Regions from separate parts of the Mus musculus genome. Here region 2 is linked to region 1. A link is a loop called in an ENCODE intact Hi-C map of the cell type or tissue named here. Cell type or tissue: heart. All regions are shown on one strand. Links, peaks and the distances in the headings refer to the core of each region. The heading gives the core; the rest is flanking DNA. Region 1 overlaps App (amyloid beta (A4) precursor protein). Region 2 overlaps App (amyloid beta (A4) precursor protein).

What was found. A loop is a pair of places that touch in the nucleus more often than their neighbours do. Peaks named below come from ENCODE experiments on the same cell type or tissue, not always from the same donor. Only the 100,000 strongest peaks of a DNase experiment are listed, where the experiment ranks them.
Region 2: it touches region 1 in a loop (2.1-fold over the local background); 7 of 42 quality-filtered maps call a loop at or near these places.

The regions. Positions count from the first base shown.
Region 1 is chr16:85,007,862-85,018,133 of GRCm38, forward strand. App (amyloid beta (A4) precursor protein) reads right to left here. Exons shown (of 18, transcript NM_001198823.1): 12 at 7,371-7,499; 13 at 5,766-5,865. Among named protein-coding and RNA genes, the nearest start is that of Gm10791, 41 kb to the left of the region's middle. In heart, for the core only: no CTCF peak of the experiment used is centred there; no DNase peak of the experiment used is centred there.
Region 2 is chr16:84,950,944-84,961,215 of GRCm38, forward strand. App (amyloid beta (A4) precursor protein) reads right to left here. Exons shown (of 18, transcript NM_001198823.1): 18 at 3,493-4,489. The coding sequence ends at 4,388. Among named protein-coding and RNA genes, the nearest start is that of Gm10791, 16 kb to the right of the region's middle. In heart, for the core only: no CTCF peak of the experiment used is centred there; DNase peaks (open chromatin) are centred at 4,698 and 6,448; H3K4me3 peaks cover 287 bases; H3K27ac peaks cover 251 bases.

The DNA.
Region 1 (10,272 bases), core at 798-8,797:
CCCACCCATTCCCATTTTCTGGCCCTGGCATTCCCCTGTACTGGGGCATATAAAGTTTGCATGTCCAATGGGCCTCTTTTTCCAGTGATGGCCGACTAGGCCATCTTTTGATACATATGCAGCTAGAGTCAAGAGCTCCAGGGTACTGGTTAGTTCATAATGTTGTTGCACCTACAGGGTTGCAGATCTCTTTAGCTCCTTGGATACTTTCTCTAGCTCCTCCATTGGGGGTGCTGTGCTCCATCCAATAGCAATCATAAAGGAACTCAAATGATATGTACTCACTGATAAGTGGATATTAGCCCAGAAACTTAGTATACCCGAGATATAAGATACAATTTGCAAAACACATGAAACTGAAGAAGAATGAAGACCAAAGTGTGGACACTTTGCCCCTTTTTAGAATTGGAAACAATCACCCATGGAAGGACTTACAGAGACAAAGTTTGGAGCCGAAACTAATGCTCTCTCTTAACTGACAAGTACCCACGGGATGGTAAATAATTCTCAGGCAGTACTAACTCACTCTTCTATTTTGTCAGACTGAGAAGAGTTGTAAATATTCGACTTTAAACCCAATTTGGATTTGTAACCAGCTCCACATAGGCACAGACAACAGAGACACTGTCCCTGAAATAGACATGCTGGATTTTTTTCCCTGGAGGCTGGACATTTTTATCAAGAGGCCACAGTGAAATTGTAATAAAAAGCAAAGTTGTAACAACAGTAAGCACTCTTCCATGAAAGTGGCTTTCTTGTCTCCTTGGCACATCATTCCATACCAGCCCCACTAACCACGGATTTACCCAGTCACCGGTCTTTCTGGTTTTTAGTATTTCACTTTTTTTATTAATTTAAATGATAAACCAGTGTGAAACAATTAGAGCTGCCTTCCTCCTTCCTTCCTTCCTTCTGTTTAACTCATAAATTGGTCAGGACAGCCTTGTGTGAGACAGACATCTCGGAATGAAATGCTGCTACAGTTTTACAGCCTTGAGGTGGCTGCAATCTGAAGAATCTTGAGGGACAATGATAAAAAAAATTCCTCAATGCCAGAACCAATTTAGCAAGGACTTAAGGGACTTAAGGGAAATTACAAGGGACAAAAACATCTAATGGCTTAGAATGGCAAGTGGGCCAAATCAGCGTTGAGCTGAAGAGCTGTGGGGACTGAAGTGACGACGATTTGCATGGGCAGGAACTCTGAGCAGCTGCATTTCATCAGAACGGTAACTCAGTCATCACTGAATTGAACAGCACATTCCTAGACAGGATTTAGAAGACGTAAGGCAATGTCCCCTCTTTATCAACATTTCTTACAACCTTTCTGAACAAGAAAGCTTCATAATTTACATGCAAACCTTTGAAAAAGAAAATAGTAACTAGTATGTGTGCTTTGGGACTTGTGAATAATAATTTAAGCTGGACTAAAAACGGCAAGATAATAAAAGGTCAGCCTTTTGTAAAAAGAACTAACAGCAGTTTAGACAATACTTAGGAGAACCAAATCAGATGCATGGTTAATCAACCAATCAACCAACCATGTGACTGTGTAAACTCTGGAGATGACCACAGGACACAGTGTCAAGGCTGCGACCCAAACCTCCTTATACAGTGTTAAAAAAGGGTTCTGGGAAATCTGCTTTATTCTTTACTTTGCTGCCACTGCCCGATGACATCATTCTGTTGGGTAGATCAACCATAACAGCTTTAGGGAACATTGTCACAGCAGAAAGGGAGGTACTTCGTGCAATGGGTATGGGAGGGGTCAAGGAAGGAGCTTAGCATGGAGGTTTGGGCATTATCAAGAAACAGATCATCTCATAATTTAAGGGACAGCGACCTCAAAGCGTGACGGTTTGCCTCATTCCTAGACTACAGCAACGGAAATCTCTAAAGCACACCAGGCTGTCTGCTAGAACCACAGTCAAAGACCATGGATGGCAGCAGAGCTCAGCGGATTGGACATTGCTGTGATAGAAACATAGAAATCAACACAAGCTAGAGTATGGCCTCCCAGGTTTAAACCCTATGTGTAGACCCTAAGGTTAAAGAGAAGAGAACTCACGGTGCAAGACAATGGGTGCCAGAGAGAACACAGATGTGGGATTCAGGCAAGACCCTGGCCTCAGAGTCAGTTTTATTCCTCCACTATCATCCTAAGTGGCCTCTCTAGGATCCAGTTTCTTCAATTATGAGCTGGAGATACTGCCACAGAATTCTTCACCATTGATATTAGCCCGTATGCCGCCTTTGTGCAAAATACAAGAAAACCTTGCTGAACGTGGACACACCTAATGTCTGAGGGACCGAGGGCCCGGACTCCTCCCCTAGACCTCCTGCTCCTTCTATATGCGCTGGTCCAGTACTCCAAGGTGACCTTTCACAATATACCTAGACACTGATGTCATGGGCAGACCCGTCTGAGCTCATCAAACCATTGCTTCCTGCTCTGCCCTCTGAGGTTATCGGTGAAGACTTTACAGAGCTGCTGAGGCTTTCAGTTGGATCCTGAGGGATGCGACTTTCCAAGGACAGGACACCTGTCCTGCTCAGGCCATCCAGAGGGAGAATTTGGGTGAGGCGGCCAATGCGAGGTAAAGGCTCAGATATTCGGCCGGAAGTTCCTGAGACCATGGAAGCAGGACAAGGTCAAATGTGTGGTTCCAGAGTCTACCGAAGCTGGTTCTCAAACTGTGGGTTGTGACCACATTGCGGGGGTTGCATATCAGATATCCTGCATATCAGATACTTACATTATAATTCATAATATTAAATTACAGTTATGAAATAGGAACAAAATAATTATATGGTTGGGGGGGGTCACCATAATATCAGGAACTGTATTAAAGGGTCACAGCATCAGGAAGGTTGAGAAGGACTGGTCCAGAGTCTCTCAGGCACACAAGATGCTGGATGACGGAAGGCCACCCATATGTGTGTGGTTACTAGAACTACCGATTTGGGATTTACTAGAGCTGGCTGTAGCCTAACCAGATGGGCTGCCTCAGGGAAGCACAATGGGGTAACATGATCAGGGCCAGAATTCCCTGGCAGCATGATTCCTAGTCAGTATGGTTGGTTTGTTTATTTATTCTTTCTTACAGGCTTGATTCCAGTCCCCACCTCCAACCACACAGCATAACTTCTTTGTAGTTAAGGCCCCCTTCTCACCCATTTTGGCCTATAATAGAGATTTAAGGTTGGAAGCATAATTCACTGAGAGAGATACACCTGTGTCATTAAAGAAAAACTGATACTGGCAGATCCTCAGCCTAAAACCCTTTACTCAGAAAGCAACCATGAGTGTTAAGCAGTAGAATGCTGCATTCTTTCCAAGCTGTAGACTGAATTGAGCTTATCCTAGTTGAGGTGCACAAAGGCGCCAACGTTTACCCAAAACACACGAGCATCTCTATATTTCCCATCTCACCCTTCTGCCAACTGAAGTGTGGCTTTCTCCTTATCTATACCGAACTGATTCAAACCTCAAGTTTGATAACTTAGGGAAAAATGGTGGGTGAACGGAATCCACAGACGACTGTGTCTACTGTAAGGTGCCAATCGGAAGGACTCTATGAGGTTCTTCTTTGCATTGGATAACAACAAACAAATCACACTTTCATTATGGAATACTTCAAATATGAACAAAAGTAAAGAGATTAAAATATAAAGGATTTTGTGAGCAGCATACAGAGCCGATTTTGGGTTTGTCTGCATCGATGTGATGGAGAGTTTTACTGGCTGTTCATTTGCTTGTTTGTGTCACAGTTCTTCAGGAAGCCCACTAAGGACAACCAAGGAAGCCCATTGTCCTTGAAGAACTCGTACCTCAAGCTTTTGTGTCAGGAGCTTAAAGGGCACACAGGCCTGTAGTGGACAGGCTGTAATGTGTTCATTGCAGCAAGTGGTTTTTCCTATGTAAACAACTATCTTAAGATGATAGCATCCAGGATTCCAAGAGAAAGATCTTAGAAAGATTTTCTGTAAGTATGTGGTCTCCAGTATATGTAGAATGACAGGAATCTTGTGTGTGTGTGTGTGTGTGTGTGCACGAAGGCTGATAGGTTGATGTTGGGATGCCTTCTTCAATGGCTTCTTCTCCTTATCGACTGACACAGGTGCAGTAGCGCTGGCCAGCAAGCCCCTGCGATCCACCTGCTTTTGCCCCTACAGTAGGCTTACAGGCACATGTCATCATGACTGACATTTTTTTTTAAATGTTGGTGCGAGGGATCTCAATCCAGGTCTTCTAAACGTCCAGTAAGCACTTTACTCACTGAGCCATCCCTCCAGTCCTAGTTTTTACGTAATTGTTCCTGATCTACCCCCATGGCAGTTTCTTACTTTATTGAAAGAAAGAACAGAAACCCAAGTGTGATTCTAGTTAACCATCTCTCTGCCACTGAGATTTTAAGTTACTGGGTGGTCCCGTTCTTGGGTATTTTGCAGCACTGAGGGATTTGAGTCGCCATCTGTCCGACTCACTTGTGGCTAATATTTAGAGGAGCACAATGCCAAATGAGAAGCTCTACAAAGAGCAAATTAGAAACCAGAGAGTGCCAACTGTAATTAGCGGGTTTAGGTACAGTTCCTTTCTAATGGCTTATTGTTCTATAGTTTGATATTGCTAATGCTACCTTAATGTAAGTCACACAGGATAAGAGGGTGACGCTAACCACAAAGCACACTCATTTAATGCACACATCTAGAAATTTTAACTTCAATTCAGTAAGATTATGAGTTATGTTTTGAATTTTTCTCCCTTGTGGAGATCTGTTTTCATTTATATATATTTATTTTATTTTTATCTTTTCCTTGAGATAGGTTTCACTGTGTATCCTAGACTGGACTTGAACTCACTCCGTAGTACCAGCTGGACTTGAACTTGAAGCAATTCCCTGTTTGAGCCTCACAAGTGCCACAATTACAGGCATGGATTACTGTACCCAGTTCTTGACTTCTTATATAGAGGACTTATTACTGATCTCTGTCTTCCAAACATAACTGAAACGTGCAGTCACAAGAAATTTAAGGAAGTGAAAAACAAATGGGGAGTTGAGCTCTCGATACACAGGGTAGGCTAAAACTACTGTGCTTAGTTATAAAGTAGAGAAGCCTAGTGAGTATCTACCTACAAGATTGGATAAATTAGAATATCACTGTTGACATGGGATTCAACAACTGATTCACTGCTTGAAGACTTCAAGGTCTTCTCTATACCAGGTTACATCTTTAGGTCTCACAGGCATTGAAAGTTAAGAGCTGAAGCAGCAGCCAAGGTGAGATTCACTGTAAGAGGCGATCTGGGGCTAGAGAGGGCAGAATGGGCGAGATTGCCTGCTGTGTAAATGAGAGGAGCTATGCTTCAACCCTCAGCATCCATGTATAAGCATGTGGCCCCGGAATCCCAGCACCATTAAGGGAAATCACGGGGCTTTGCTGGCCACCACCCAAGCTCTAGGTTCAGATAGCAACTGTCCCATGAGAACGGGGTGATAGAGTAGAACACCTGGTGGTATCTTCCAACACCTAGTATCTTCCAACACCTGGTATCTTCCTTCCCCTGGTTGCCATGTGCACTGAAGGATTTTAGACTCATTCACACACGTGTGAAACCCCCCCTCCCTCCACCAACCCACAAAATGTACTGTACAACGCGTAGGCACCTGGGCACAGGTGACAGACACAGAAGACTCTCAGCCCTGATGTGTTCTGGGGGTAAGCCTATCTCTCGGAGAACATCCGAAGGACAGCTCACTTACCGACTTCATCTTGAATCTCCTCAGCCACCGCAGGGACATTGTAGAGCAGGGACAGAGACTGGTTCATGCGCTCGTAGATCACACGGAGGTGTGTCATAACCTGTTAGAAGATGGCACCTCCACATGAACAATCTCTGCTAAGGAAACAGTGACAAAGACCACGCCCAACACACACACACACACAGCTGGAACACTGAAGTAAAGGGGCTTTTGGTTTCTTTGCCTCTTTTTTATTCTCTCATTCCTCAGTATTTACCAGTAGCCTGCATGCTTGTAACAGTCGATTTCAACGACCACATCAGTCACCACACTCCGACCACTGAAGCTTCCTAAATACCCTAGTCCCTACAGAAATACCTTTGAAGATTTTCTAATACATAGGAATATTTCAATTTGATTGGATATTTTGTATAGAAGGCAAATGCAATTTTTAGTTTTATTTCATTTGAGAAAATTTAAAATCTTAGATTTCTGGAGGCAGACCCTAGTTTTTCAACCTCTGGGAATGAGAAAGCAGAAAATAATTACAAATCTTCATCTAGACTCTAGCAACCCTAAACATGGTAGTTACAATGGAGTTTGCCAGGACTGGGCATAGTTTACTGATTAGAGTACACAGCTTTCTGTTTACTGAGTTATCATTTTCTCCATTTTGGTGACTTTATTCTTTTATTTTTTGTTTATTTATGTATGTATGTGTGCATGTATGAATGTTTGCGTGTTAACTGAACACGTGGATGCACACTCAAGTGGGAGTGTGTAGAGGCTTGAGGCTCACACTGAGAATCTTCTTCTACTGCTTTGCACCTTGTTCACTGAGGCAGAGCCTCTCAGTCGGACCCAGAGCTCACTAATACGACTATGTTAGCTAACCAACTTGTTCCACGGATCCCATCTGAGCTTCCTCAGTGCTAGAATTACTGGTGGGTTACCACACTCAGTGGCATCCAAACTCTGGTTCCCACTTTGTCAACTGTGAGCCACTTCCCAGACCTGGTGGCTAGCATTAAATGATGAATGGCTAGCATTAAAAATTTTGGCTGCTCTCAACACTTCAGAATTTATATTCCATATTACTGGGGGAAACTTCGAAAATGTCAAGGCACACAGTACTAAAACACCCTTCCTTTTGTAGAAGATTCAGCTTATTTATGTATGTGTGTATGTATGTGTGTTTGTGTGCACTCAGATATTTGTGCAGGAACCAGAGGAAGCCAGAAGATAGTGTCATATCCCCTGAACCTAGAGTTTTAAGTGGTGGTGAAATGTGGGGGCTGGGCACTAACTTCAGGTCCTCAGCAAGAAGAGCAAGCACTCTTAACTGGTGAGTCATCTCTCTGCTTCTCACCTCTTTGAGACAGCATCTCTCTCAAGTAGCCGAGCTGGCCTTGAACTATCCATCCTTCTGCCTCCACATGTTAAGCCTTGTAGAACTGTGTGTTCTGAAGATTAGCTTTTAGAGTTTCAGATATTAAAGAACTCTTGACAAAGAGATACAACACCCTCACCATAGGTGCTCTAGAGGGAGGTAATTATCTTCCCAACAAACTGAGGAAGCAACAACTGGACTGTAAGCTGCAGAAGGTTCCCCCACTCAGGGCTTACCTGGGACCGGATCTGAGCAGCTTTCTTGGGGTCCACCATGCGCACATGTTCAAAATGCTTTAGGGTGTGCTGTCTGTCTTTCTGCTCCGCACGGACGTACTTCTTCAGCATGTTGAACACATGATGAGGCTGTGAGGAAAACCGCAAGAACATGGGTTTCAAGTGTGAGCAAAACATCACTTCTTCCACTAGCATTGAGTTCAAGGGTCCCATGATGTGTGCACTGCAAGGGAATTCTCCCAATTCTTCATAAATGGATACCCAGCCTGTTTTTCCTCTTTACGAATTATATGCGTGTTTAGTATTTCTGACACTGTCCTAAATCAGCACGCTCTTTCTAAATAGCTGCTTTCTGCTGTAGAGGGAGAATAAGCTTTGGATTTCTCAGTTTTCAGTAAGATCCTTCTATTTAACCACAGAAATATTCATGGAGTGTTCATGAGATTACATTACCATGTTTGTGCACAGCCCCAAGACCAGAATTAGTGCTTCCCAAATAATCCTTTCATTAGTAACTTACAGTGGTGCAATAATCAAAATAAGAAAATAACAGACAATCTAACTACTCTTCAACTGTCGGGCAAGGAATGCCTGATAAGCCCCATGAAACATTATCTTTCCCCAGAACAAAGGCCCTCATTGAACTGTAGTTATGTTACTTTGAAATTGAATTAAGCTCTTTTCAAACAATCAGATGCTAAAACTCCCAGAAACAATTAAGTTTTTTCTTAGGTGCTTCTTGGGTGTGTTTTTATTCTAACTGGTTCTACTTCAATTTATTCAGGTTTTACATGAAGACATTTTTTAAAAAGGATTTAAGTTTCCTTTGTCTCGAGCAATTCTGCTGCTGTTGGTATCCTGCCTAGGATTTCAGACGATGATGCACAAGGGTATACATCCTTCACGAAGACATGCCAGGAATGTTTAGACAAATACAGCTATTAAATAATGTGTGTTCAACACCTAGAGAAACAGTTGGATGGTATGGAACTTATTACCAGAAACTATGTATGTTAAGTACATATGCATGCGTATATGCATATATGAACCAGTATATGTGCTATGTACATGTTTGCACATGTGAGTGTATATGTGGAGTAAATAGGAGGGTGAATTACAGTGTTTTTATTATACTATATATAATTTATAGTATATTATTATCATATATTATTATATATATTATATTATATAATGCTTCAAGGTTATATATAGTGACACACACACACACACACACACATATATATATAAAACATGGTAATGTGATATATATCAAATTAGCATGTTTTGTGCACGGCCCCAAAATGTACACTGTGTATTATAATTTGTATATATATATATATATATATATATATATATATATATATATATATACACATATATATTTATTTATTAAGCATATATATAACTTTGAGGCATTCTCCTGGCAATTCTAAGTGGAATTTGGTGCCCTTTCTCTGTTCTACCTTGAATTGCTGTTCAAAACCCAGTAGTTGCATTCAGTATACTCCGTTATTATGCTAGATCCCTCTCTTCAAAGTGACAGCCACAGGTCCAGATTAGATCTCACTTCCTGTCTATCAGGAGCTCCATCAGGAGCTCCGATCCATGGTGCCCAACCCGGCATTGGTGCTCTGTACTTGAAATATGCGGGGTACAGGCCACGTTCCTGTGCCTTAGAATACAAACAGAGCCATACACAATGGACATAAACCGTCCCCAGGGGGGTGGGGGAGAGAGAGAGAGAGAGAGAGAGAGAGAGAGAGAGAGAGAGAGAGAGAGAGAGAGAGAGAAGGGGAGTAGGAATTTCAGGATGAAAAAGTTTCGTCAGTTGACTAGTTGGATGTTAATGCTTGGCCTGAAGGGATGATGTAAGGGACACACAAGTCCAGGTGGCATAGACACTTAGTGTTCCCCCAAAAGCTGTCTGCCTCCATAGCTCTGTACCCTTGGCCACTATGTGAGCCCATCTTAGAATTTAACATGATAGATTTCTATCAAGGCGCAGATAGGCTTGACAATGATGCAACTGGAGAGTGAAAAACTGTTCTGGGAGTTCTCATCTGAATTCCTAGTTCTGTAAACTCAGGGACAGGTACCGATTGTACATTGACTGTGCTTGGTACTATACACACATGTCTATGATGAAGACTGATTTATAAATTAGTCAGTAAAACACCAACACTCCCCAATAAAACAACAGCAATATGGTGAAATAAAAGCTATTAAAAACTTATGGCTGGCACTTGGAATTTTCCATTTAATATTCTGAGACAGCGATGACCATAAGAAACTAAAATTGTGCAAAAATGAAACTGTGGCCAGGGCAGATAACAGGACTGAATTTGTGGAGCACTCTGACTGCAGTTCTTTTTAACAGAGGAGAAGATCTGGATTTAGATTACTGTATCTCATTTCTGGTCCTAGGCTCTTGGCAGGAGGCTGTACTTTGCTAAAGGTCTGAAGCAGAAAGGAGAAATAGAAGATAGGAACGTCCCCTGTCAATCTCATTAGAAGATTACTGAAAAGTGATTCAAGGTATTAGGTACAAGTTGGGCTTTTATGATATTCATGGGTCTGCCTTCTGAATTCATCCTTATCTTCTAATAAGCCTGGTGATAATTAAAGAAAGAATGTGTTCACATGGTTTCAAGCTCTTATCTCGCTTAACACCACTACTTCTTTGTGTGTTTTGGAAAGATATTCCTAACTTTCCCTGAAAATCCCCCAGAGCCTGATACAGAGCAATAGCACAGCAGGCCTCGAGGATCCCCCAGCCCTAGACCTGTATGCGCCGTGAGCCCTGGGGGCTCAGAATGAGCTCTGACCTCATCATCCTGTGAGTCTGGAGACCCCCATGAGCAAAGCCTGCTGACATCAGATAACTCTGAAGACCGTAAGATGC
Region 2 (10,272 bases), core at 1,122-9,121, 57 kb before region 1:
ATCCTCGCTGCCTGGAAGCCAGTCTTCTCCTAGCAGCCTTCAGATGAGATGTAGAACTTTCAGCTCCTCCTGTACCATGCCTTCCTGGATGCTGCCATGTTCCCACCTTTATGAACCTCTGAACCTTTAAGCCAGGTCCCATTAAATGTTGTCCTTATAAGAGTTGCCATGGTCATGGTATCTGTTCACAGCCTTAAAACCCTAAGACTGTAGACAAAAACCTACTCTGCAAGTAGAAATGTGACACAGAAGAGTTGCCAAGTGGATACTAATATAGACATTAAGTCTGAATACAAAAGATATAAATTGAAATTTTGAACTGTAAAATAGCCTTTGAGCACAAGAAAGTCTCAACGTCACTGGGGATAAATACAAACTAAGCTCTTCTTAGATACCCTGTGTCATTCACCCTGCTAACCACACCAAAGTCCCTGTCCTAGCACCCTGATGAGTGCTAGTGTGTTCTTTATCAAGATCATTCTGTCCAGGAGACTTCTTTAGACTCAGGAGCCAAATGACCACCAATCTAGGAAAGCTCCTGAAACAATATCAACAAGTCCCCCTTCCTTCTCAAGGTTATACGAGCACACTGTTGGGGAGAGAGGAGCCTGCAGAGAGCTGGTTGCATCTTTCCTCAGAGGTGGGCCTTTTGGTGATATAGCTACTCTTGAGTCAACCATGCCTCTGTAACTAGTGCTCCATCCATTTCCCCCGTGGTAATCCCAATAAACACAATGTTTGCCGTTAGACTTCAGGAAAATTATTTCTTTGTTCTTGATGATCTCTCTGGGATAGATGTTTGCTTATGTCTCCTGTGGGAAAGTCACACCACACTTTCAAATCTTACCTCCTTGGGGAAAAATTAAAAAATTAAACTAAAACTTACGGTCACTACAACTGAAGGCTGGCCTGGACTTTAAGTGTCATACATAACTATGTATGGGAGTCAGCTTTCAATTTCGTTGACATCAGTAGAAATGTACTAGATGTAAATGTCTTAGAATTATCCTATCACCTCTCACTAGGCCAGGCAAAATGATAATATCTTATTCTCACAATTTGTCCTGTGTTTTCGGTGTAGTCACACCTAATTCTTCTGTGAAAAATTTAACCCTCAGGTGTTTCCACCCAGTTTGTCCATACTATAGTGGTATACTGAAACATCGTTTAAAATATTGTGATGTAAAGCTAAAAGGTGCTTGGCTGATTCATTATCACTTTTTTGTTCTTTTTAAAAGACCATTATTATTTGTTCTTCCCCTAGGTCCCAAGGCTATCTGGTCTCTTACACCCTGTGGAGAGGGCCTTAAATCAAATCAGTTATTGGCTGGTTACTCCCACAAGCTGTGTGCCACCATGACTCTAGCACATGGTACAAGTGTTTGGCTGATCCCTACGTTCTTGAGATACAGGACAATAAAGGAGGAACAATGTGCTCCCTGACATTTGGAAGAGCAGCTGGATTTAAATTTACATTGAAACCCCAGTTCTCAATGATGACATGTAGAGATGGGATGTTTGGGAAGTGCCTAGGGCTAGGTCAGGTCAGGTCTCAAGATGGGGTTAACACCCAAGGAAGATGAAGCACTAGAGACTTCCCTCACCATCATGTGAGGAGTCGGTCAGGTGCAAGCTAGGAAGAAGTCTCTTCTAGAACCCAAACACGGCCATCACAATCTTCTTCCCTGATAGAATAGAAAAATGTGAAGTTTAGACATTTAGTCTTTGTCTATTGTTTATTCTTATAGCAGCTGGAATTAATACAAGCATCCTCAATAAAAGGTTGTGTGCACAGGCCATTAAGCTAAAATGAAGGATGGTAGGAAGGCTCAGTGGGTAAAAGTACTTGCTGCCAAGCCTGATGACTTGAGTCTGATTCCAGACCACACAGAGTGGAAGGCACACACTTCCCAGCCAGTAGTCCTTTGAAACTCAAACGCACGTTCATTGTATCATATACAACACATGCCACATAATATAAAGGTCAAAATACTGTTTATAGATCAGTGGTTTGTAACTCGCTTCCGTAAGAGATGTTTGGCAGGATCTGGACACTTGATCCGTCTTCTGGTGTTGGAGAACGTCTTCTGGAAACACTTCTGCTTCTCACTCTTTGAGACAGGATCTCACCCTGTTTTCCAGGCAGGCCTGGTCTCTTGCTTCCCTCCCAAGCACTGGAGTCACAGGCGTGTGAGACATCATACAGCTCGGGAGACATTTCTGGTTAGAATCAGGCGGATGCGGTTAAATATCCTAGAACGTTCGTATCCCCACGAATAAGAGTGACTCCCCCAAAAATGTGGGGAGTGCCCAGGTCCAGAGCTTGCTGCAGACTATCAGCTGCTCTACCCATCATTTCCAGGGCCTGGGGATGTAGCTCACTTGGTAGAGAACTTACTTAGCATACAGGGAGCCTTGAAGTCAAATCCCAGCACTTCATATACACAGGGCACGATGGCGCATGCTGCAGTCCCAATATTTGCAAGGTAGAGGCAGGACCATCAGGAGGATAAGGCCATCTTTGGCTACATGAGTTAAAGGTTAGATTGGGATACTTGAGACCCTAGCTTGAAAGCGAAAAACAAAACAAAACAAAACAAAACAAAAAACAAAACCCCCAAATCAAAACTCTACAGCTTTTCTCTGTTTTTGTTTTGTTTGTGTGTGTGTGTGTGTGTGTGTGTGTTTCACATTTGGAACCTGTTAGTTTTTGTGTGTCAACTTGACACAAGCTGGAGTTATCATAGAGAAAGGAGCCTCCCTCAAGGAAATGCCTCCATGCGATCTAGCTGTAAGGCATTTTCTCAATTATTGTGATCAAGGGGGGAGGGCCCATTGTGGGTGGTGCCATCCCTGGACTGGTAGTCTTGGGTTCTATAAGAAAGCAAACTGAGCAAGCCAGGGGAAGCAAGCCAGTAAGCAGCATCCTCCATGGCCTCTGCATCAGCTCCTGCCTCCAAGTTCCTGCCCTGTGTGAGTTCCTGTCCTGACTTCCTTTGGTGATAAACAAAAGAGCAATGTGGAAGTGTAAGCTGAATAAACCCTTTCCTCCCCAACTTGCTTCTTGGCCATGATGTTTTGTGCAGGAATACAAACCCTGACTAAGACAGAAAGGAAGAACCAAGCCAGGGAAGCACAGCCTTTTAAAAACAACAAACTCCACCAGTTAGTTTACCAGCACTAAGAGCTGTGTGCGCCCACAATTTCCTCATCAGACTCACAGGTTAGGTGTGAGTGACCAGATGAGGTGTTCTCACGGGTCTAGATGACTAAGCAATAAACTCTCACCATACAATCATACCAGTCTAAGGTATTCCTATGAAAACACAATTTTATACAAACCCTCAGGGGTGTCTCAGGGTGCCCTCTCTTCCCTCTTACTCTCTTCCTGGCTTTTCATTCTCTGTCAGTATTATTAAACGAAGCGCCTTGGGTTGATAAATGCAGGGATCTTGCCTTTTCCCTCCCACACAATCACCCTTCAAAGAAACGTCTTGCCTGGAGTTATTTTATTTAATTTATTTATGTAATACAGTGTAGAAAGCTATCATGGCATAAGCAATGATTCTGTACAATCATCCTGCAGAAAATTAATTTTTGGAGAATTCTTGGTAATTGGAGACCAGCAGAACACTCCCTCCCCCCACCCGTAAAAGTGCTTATGATGAACAGGGATAATTTTTTTTTAATTTTTTTTTATCAAAGATCCAAAGATACATGGACAAAAAAAATGTTCAAATTCTCAATGCCTAATGTGTGCACATAAAACAGGCACAAAGAAATCAATGTGTATCCTCTTATTCCTATATCACAAAGAGAGCAGAAGCAGCAATCTGTACAGTAAGATGCAGTCATGGAAAAAGAATTTTCTAAGTCATTTGGAATACTTAAAAAAATGTTCAAAATGCATAGTGATCAGGAAAAGAATACGTAGGAGAAGCAGCTAGACGCCCACGTTCACAAGAAGCATCCCCCATCGATTTTTAAAGCATATTTCAAGTAGGAGTTTTTTCCGGGCCACAAACCACAAGAATAATATACAACGGGCTAAGGGGCTATGTATGTGATAAATAATTAGGAGAGAATCTATTCATGCACTAGTTTGATACAGCTAATTTTTTTTTTTACAGTACACAAAACCCATGAATCATGTAATGTAGAGACCAGAATGTAAAGAGAGAAAGCGAGAATACATTACTGATTTGTATATTAATTCAAGTTCAGGCATCTACTTGTGTTACAGCACAGCTGTCAAAAGCCGAGGGTGAGTAAATAAACGGAAGGGTTTGTTTCTTTCCACGTTATTTTATAAATGAACACCGATGGGTAGTGAAGCAATGGTTTCGCTGTCCAAGTTCAGAGGCCGCTGCTGTGGCGCGGGTGGGGCTTAGTTCTGCATTTGCTCAAAGAACTTGTAAGTTGGATTCTCATATCCGTTCTGCTGCATCTTGGAGAGATGGCGCTCCTCTGGGGTCACGGCGGCGTCGACCTAGAAAGCAGGTACAGAGATCCGGGTTTAAAATAGACCGAGGACTTTAAAGGAGCACAGTACTCGTAGGCAGTAACAGGACACGGTGTGCAGTTCTTTTCTTTGCCCCCAAAGTACTTAACAACCGTGATTTATCAGCTTTAGCCCCAACTTCTGACACCACGTGGCAGAGCCAATGGCTTACGCCGATGCTGCATCTGGCCACTAGGTGGTGCTGAAATTCTTGAGGCGAGTACTCGGGTCTGCACAGGGCACATTGGCTGAAACAGCCAGCACTGGAGTTTGTGGGATGGTGAAGGAGAAAGAACATCTCACAAAGCCGCACTGTGAATGACTGTGAGTGACGCTTAGATCTGTGCAGAATATAACACTCCGCTTTGTGGGGCCCCAGGTATCTGCTGCCATTTCGAAGTACATTTATCTCTGTAGAAATGTTAATGAGAGTTTTGAGAGCCTATTAAATAAAAGATACACACACACACACACATGTATGTATATGTCTTTTATTATATATATACATATATATATATATATATATGTATATATATACACACATACACATATAAAAGGGGTATAAATAAAGGTAACATATATGGATGTATGTGTGTGTCTGTGTGTGTGTGAGTGTATGTATATAAAAGGTGTATTACCAGGGGTAGGGTATAGGGGACTTTTGGGATAGCATTTGAAGTGTAAATGAAAAAATTATCTAATAAAAATTTGAAAAAAGGGGGGTATTACTTGACACAAAAAGGGAAACTGTATAGACACACTATCCTAATTATACATACATACATACATACATACATACATACATACATACATATCTGTCTGTCTGTCGATCCATCCTTCCATCCACTCATCCATCCATCCACCCACCTACCCATTCATCCTACACATACAGGATTTGTAGTCCTGGGGGTTGCATTCAGGCCTCATTTCCGCCAGGCCAGAGCTCTACAGCAGGCTTCAGCTGTAAGATCAGGTCGGCACGGTAAACATAATCTGCCTCAGCCATTGTCACGGAGAGCCGGGCAGGTGTTAGTCTCTGCAGACTGTGCGGGGCACACATCTCTCTACAGTAGCTAATGGCTTTTCTTGTTTCTATATTTGTCCTACCTCTCCCAGTGAGGAGAAGAGGAGGTGCTTGCTTGAGTCTGCTGGATTAATATGAGCTCCAAGCCTCTGTAAAGCCGCGTTGGAAGACGAGAGGACTCTGTCCGTATGCACATAGCATAAACCATGTTTCCCACAGAAAAGTTAAGGTGTGTTCTATGGGATTCATTTCACAGGGATATTTCTTATTCTGTCCTGGACTGAATGGAGCTTGCAGCCTCATTTTTCAGAGGTCTCTAGTTCCCATTGCTGAGCACTGTCAAATGATGTCTGGCAATTCCCCAGCTTTCTCTTTGTCTCTGTCCCCTGCCCCCACCCCGCCTACTGCCAGTGTGGCACAGTTCAGACCCTGCACAACTGTCTTACTGTTATGGTGGCTCCTAAAACAACAAGGGGGGGGCAGATATGCATGGTGCCAGTGCTGCCCTACCTACCAGGTGATGGACAGACATGTGGTATGATACACATAGATCATATGATACACACAGATCACGCCTAGTCCCACCTAAGGAGTAATTCAGGTGGAGAGCCTTGTAGAGATGAATTCCTTCATGGCCATTGGGTGTGACCCCACTTCAGAGAACTAGTTAGTCCTTTTTAGGCTGGGCACGAGACAGACTTCAGGACAGACTTCAGGACACAGTCAAAGGCAGTGGGAATAGGAGCTGCCCTGCCCTTAGGTCCTGGGACATTTCCTTCTGCTCATCCGCCCTGACTCCTCCCATCTGCACGAGGTGGGATCCAGATGGGAGCTGCTCGCATCTTCCCTCCTGTGAGAGTTGCCTGCAGTCCAGTCTCCAGGTCACTCCAGTAAGGGCCTGGGTGTTTTCCTCTTATACCAAGGCCTACCCAGGAGCTAGCACTCAGAGAACACTGCTCAGCATCACTGCCCCTTGGGAGAAACACACAGGTGTTTTTCCCATCTCCTCCTGTTTGCTGTGATCTGCTCTGCTGTCAACAAATGAGGTCACCTCGATTTAATTGGCGACAGGCTTGCAAGCTAAAATGCCTTCTCTCTACAGATTAACTCCCCAAAGTGAGAGCATTCAGTCACCCTCCTGTTCGGCTTGCTAGAGACAAGCCTGTCTGCAATCCTGTGCCACTTGAACCTGGCCATTTTCTCCACTCTCTAGGACCCCATAACTGAAATGTCAAATAAGGGAATTAAAAAAATAAATAAATAAACTTGCTTTGGAGATCAAGCATGTAGCTGCTGTTTCTTAGTGTGTCTATACCTCGAGGAGGGGCAGCGGCTCTCGAGCTGCCTGCCAACAGTCTTCTGCATTTTCCAAGAACAGCAGAGCACCTTCGTGTTTAGTACTGTTATTTAGTTTTCTGACTTCAAACTCCAAAATAAATGCTCAAGGGAGCCCCACCGGAGATCCAAGGCTCCGAGAGCGGACTCAGTCCGGGCATCTCAATTCCCTGTCTTTTCTTGGTTTGCTTTGCGTGCTAATCCTCCATGCCCTTTGCTGCTGGGAAGCAGAAGGGGTTCACGATTCCTGCCATGGGGACAGCTTAGCCCTCAGTGTTCACAGGGCTCTGGGCTTCCGAATAGATTGCTTTTAAAGGCACCCGAGGAGAAGAGTCCAAATGGCATCTTTTAATCCCCAATCGTCTTGAATTCTGGAAGTGAATATTCATGTCTGGGGAGAAACCTCCGGCTAAACAAAGAACAAGGATGAGCCTTCCTCCTAGCAAGGGCCCTCAAAGCTACCTCGAGGACTGTGCCAATCCCTCTGTGACCACTGTGTGCCTCTAGCAACAGACTGAAATTGTGGGCATGTTCAGGAGGCAATACTCAAGGGCCATGATAGCTGTTACTAAAGTAGGAAGCCTTCCTGGCAGAATGAACCTTTGGCATCATGTTAAGCAAATCGTTAAATTAATATTTACTTCTTAGGTATTAAAAATCCAAACCACAAGGAGTTACAAAGTTTGGAGCTGAGACGAAAGGATGGACCATCTAGAGACTGCCATATCCAGAGATCTACCCCATAATCAGCTTCCAAACGCTGACACCATTGCATACACTAGCAAGATTTTATCGAAAGGACCCAGATGTAGCTGTCTCTTGTGAGACTATGCCGGGGCCTAGCAAACACAGAAGTGGATGCTCACAGTCAGCTATTGGATGGATCACAGGGCCCCCAATGGAGGAGCTAGAGAAAGTACCCAAGGAGCTAAAGAGATCTGCAACCCTGTAGGTGCAACATTATGAACTATCCAGTACCCCGGAGCTCTTGACTCTAGCTGCATGTGTATCAAAAGATGGCCTAGTCGGCCATCACTGGAAAGAGAGGCCCATTGGACTTGCAAACTTTATATGCCCCAGTACAGGGGAATGCCAGGGCCAAAAAAATGGGAATGGGTGGGTAGGGAAGTGGGGGGGAGGGTAAGGGAGACTTTTGGGATAGCATTGGAAATGTAATTGAGGAAAATATGTAATAAAAAATATTTAAAAAATCCAAACCAACTGCTCATGCCTGATGGCTATTTACTGTATCAAAAATAATAATAAATGATAATAATAATAATAGCCACTAGGCTTCTTTGAATGCCCACATTTCCCTCCACAGTTTTCCTAGGCTTGCTACTTTGTGACCCATGGGAGTCTTTCATTGTGAGGACAAGAGATACTCAGGAGACACATGCTTCCACCATGCCCAGGTGATGGAAAAATACAAAGACGTGGCCTTGAGTGACCGGGACACTCGGTCCATTCGTTGCCCCTTTTTGTTCTTACTGACATGAATGAGGTCTGCTCATCCATGAAGGAAATGAAGTAGAGCCGGGAATAGTGTCATTTCCACGTACGTGCAGCGTTTCTTCAGCACACACAGGAGATGGGTTCCAAAACCAAAGAGGAAGGGTGCTTAAGTTCTTTGCTTAATAACGCATGGTATCTGCATATGACCTACACACATTCTCCCCTATACAGCATGGCTACGCACCCCCAGATGACTGTGACATATAATTCCAAATACAATCTAAATGCAAATGGTTGTCATAGTGATTATTTATGGAATAATCTGTTCATGCTCAGGTGCATTATTTTCCCTAAATACTTTTGATCAGTTGGGGCGGGGCGGGGGTGGGGAGCTCAACCTGTGGCTGTGGAGACACTGTGGCCGAGTGTGTGCAGCGCTCCAAAGTCAGGCAGGAGAGGGTGACATCCACCCTGCGCATTCCCGAGGTACTCAAAGATGAAGGGCTTGCTGAAGCCCATGGCAGCGTGCTTCAATACTGACACCCCAGGCTGAAGAGTAGCTCTCGGTGGCCTAGTTCTACCACTCCAGCTAAATGACACCTCCCCAAGGGCAGGGTACAGGCACAGCAGTACAAGTGAGTTCTATTTCAACCCTCTGTCCCAGTGTGGACTCAATACGGAGCTGGACCAAGCCTCGTCACGGACAGAAACACAGACTGTTAAAGGGAAAGAGATTTCAGACTCTCCACGGCATCCCTCTCCAGGACAAAGTGAGTCTATAGGGAATCAAGTGAAAACCAAGACCATTTCTTGAGTGGCGCTCAAGAAGATGCCACTTGGATACGCCGAGCAGTGACCCTTCCAGGATGCCGAAGTTTCTTTAGAATCAACATGTCAACCTCTTTCCCTCTGTCATTCTGAAGAGGCAGTGTCTCTTGGTTACTGCCCAAAAGAATCACTCGGTCCAGGTTGCAGGAAGGTGTTTAAGAGGGGGCTTAGGTTAGGAGGTGAGGGGGTATCATTTTTTGCTACCCAAAGCCTGCCTAAAGAGTACCTCAAAGCAGTCAGCATTAGTGTGTGTTATACTGAAGCCTTCGAGAAAATTCCCATGTCTCAGCGTGAATGGAGTTCTGGTAAGAACATCACACCTTTTTTTGTTGTTGTTGTTGCTCAGTGTTGTTGTTACTGGGTATCAATGTGCCCCTATCAAATCCAAGGCTTCAGATTGTGGCTATAATGACTACTGCCAAATGAAGTCATGTGGGCAGACTGTAGCCCAGTATGTCCTTAGAAGGAAGAGATCAGGACATAGTAAGACCCCCGGGAGACCATGGGAGAACACAAACATCTACAAACCAAGGAGAGAGGCATCAGGTGCAACCAAGGCTGCTGACAGCCTGGTCTCAGACTTCTAACCTCCATCACTGGTCAGGAAAGTACACTTTTGTTGTGCCATCCACTCTGTCTGTGGTTCTCTCTGTGGTAGCCTTGGTACCTTGCTGGTAGACTCAGCAAGCAGAGACAGGCTCTGGCTTGTGGTATCAAGATGGGAATTGGCAGACTTATTTTCCTCCCAGACAGAAGTCCCAGCTTGGACAGAGTCATTCCACTGTAAGACCATTTAAATTGAATTCTATTAATGAAATTCAAAGGAGTTTTTGAATTATTCGCATATGCAAATAGGGGATTGAAGTAGGGGGAAAACAGATTTCATTAGAAACGAGAGAAAGATGCATTGGAGATAATGTTTTACAGTCCTTGAAGAACAAAACTTAGGTGCCATTATAGAAAGAACAAAACCCCAAATTTGGTATCTGTGCATGTGTGTGTGTGTGTGTGTGTGTGTGTGTGTGTGTGTGTGTATGCATGTACACACACATGCTCTTGCATGTGGACATGTGCATGCGCAGGCCAGAGGTTGATGTAGGTAGGCATTTCTCAAAGCTCTCCACCTTAT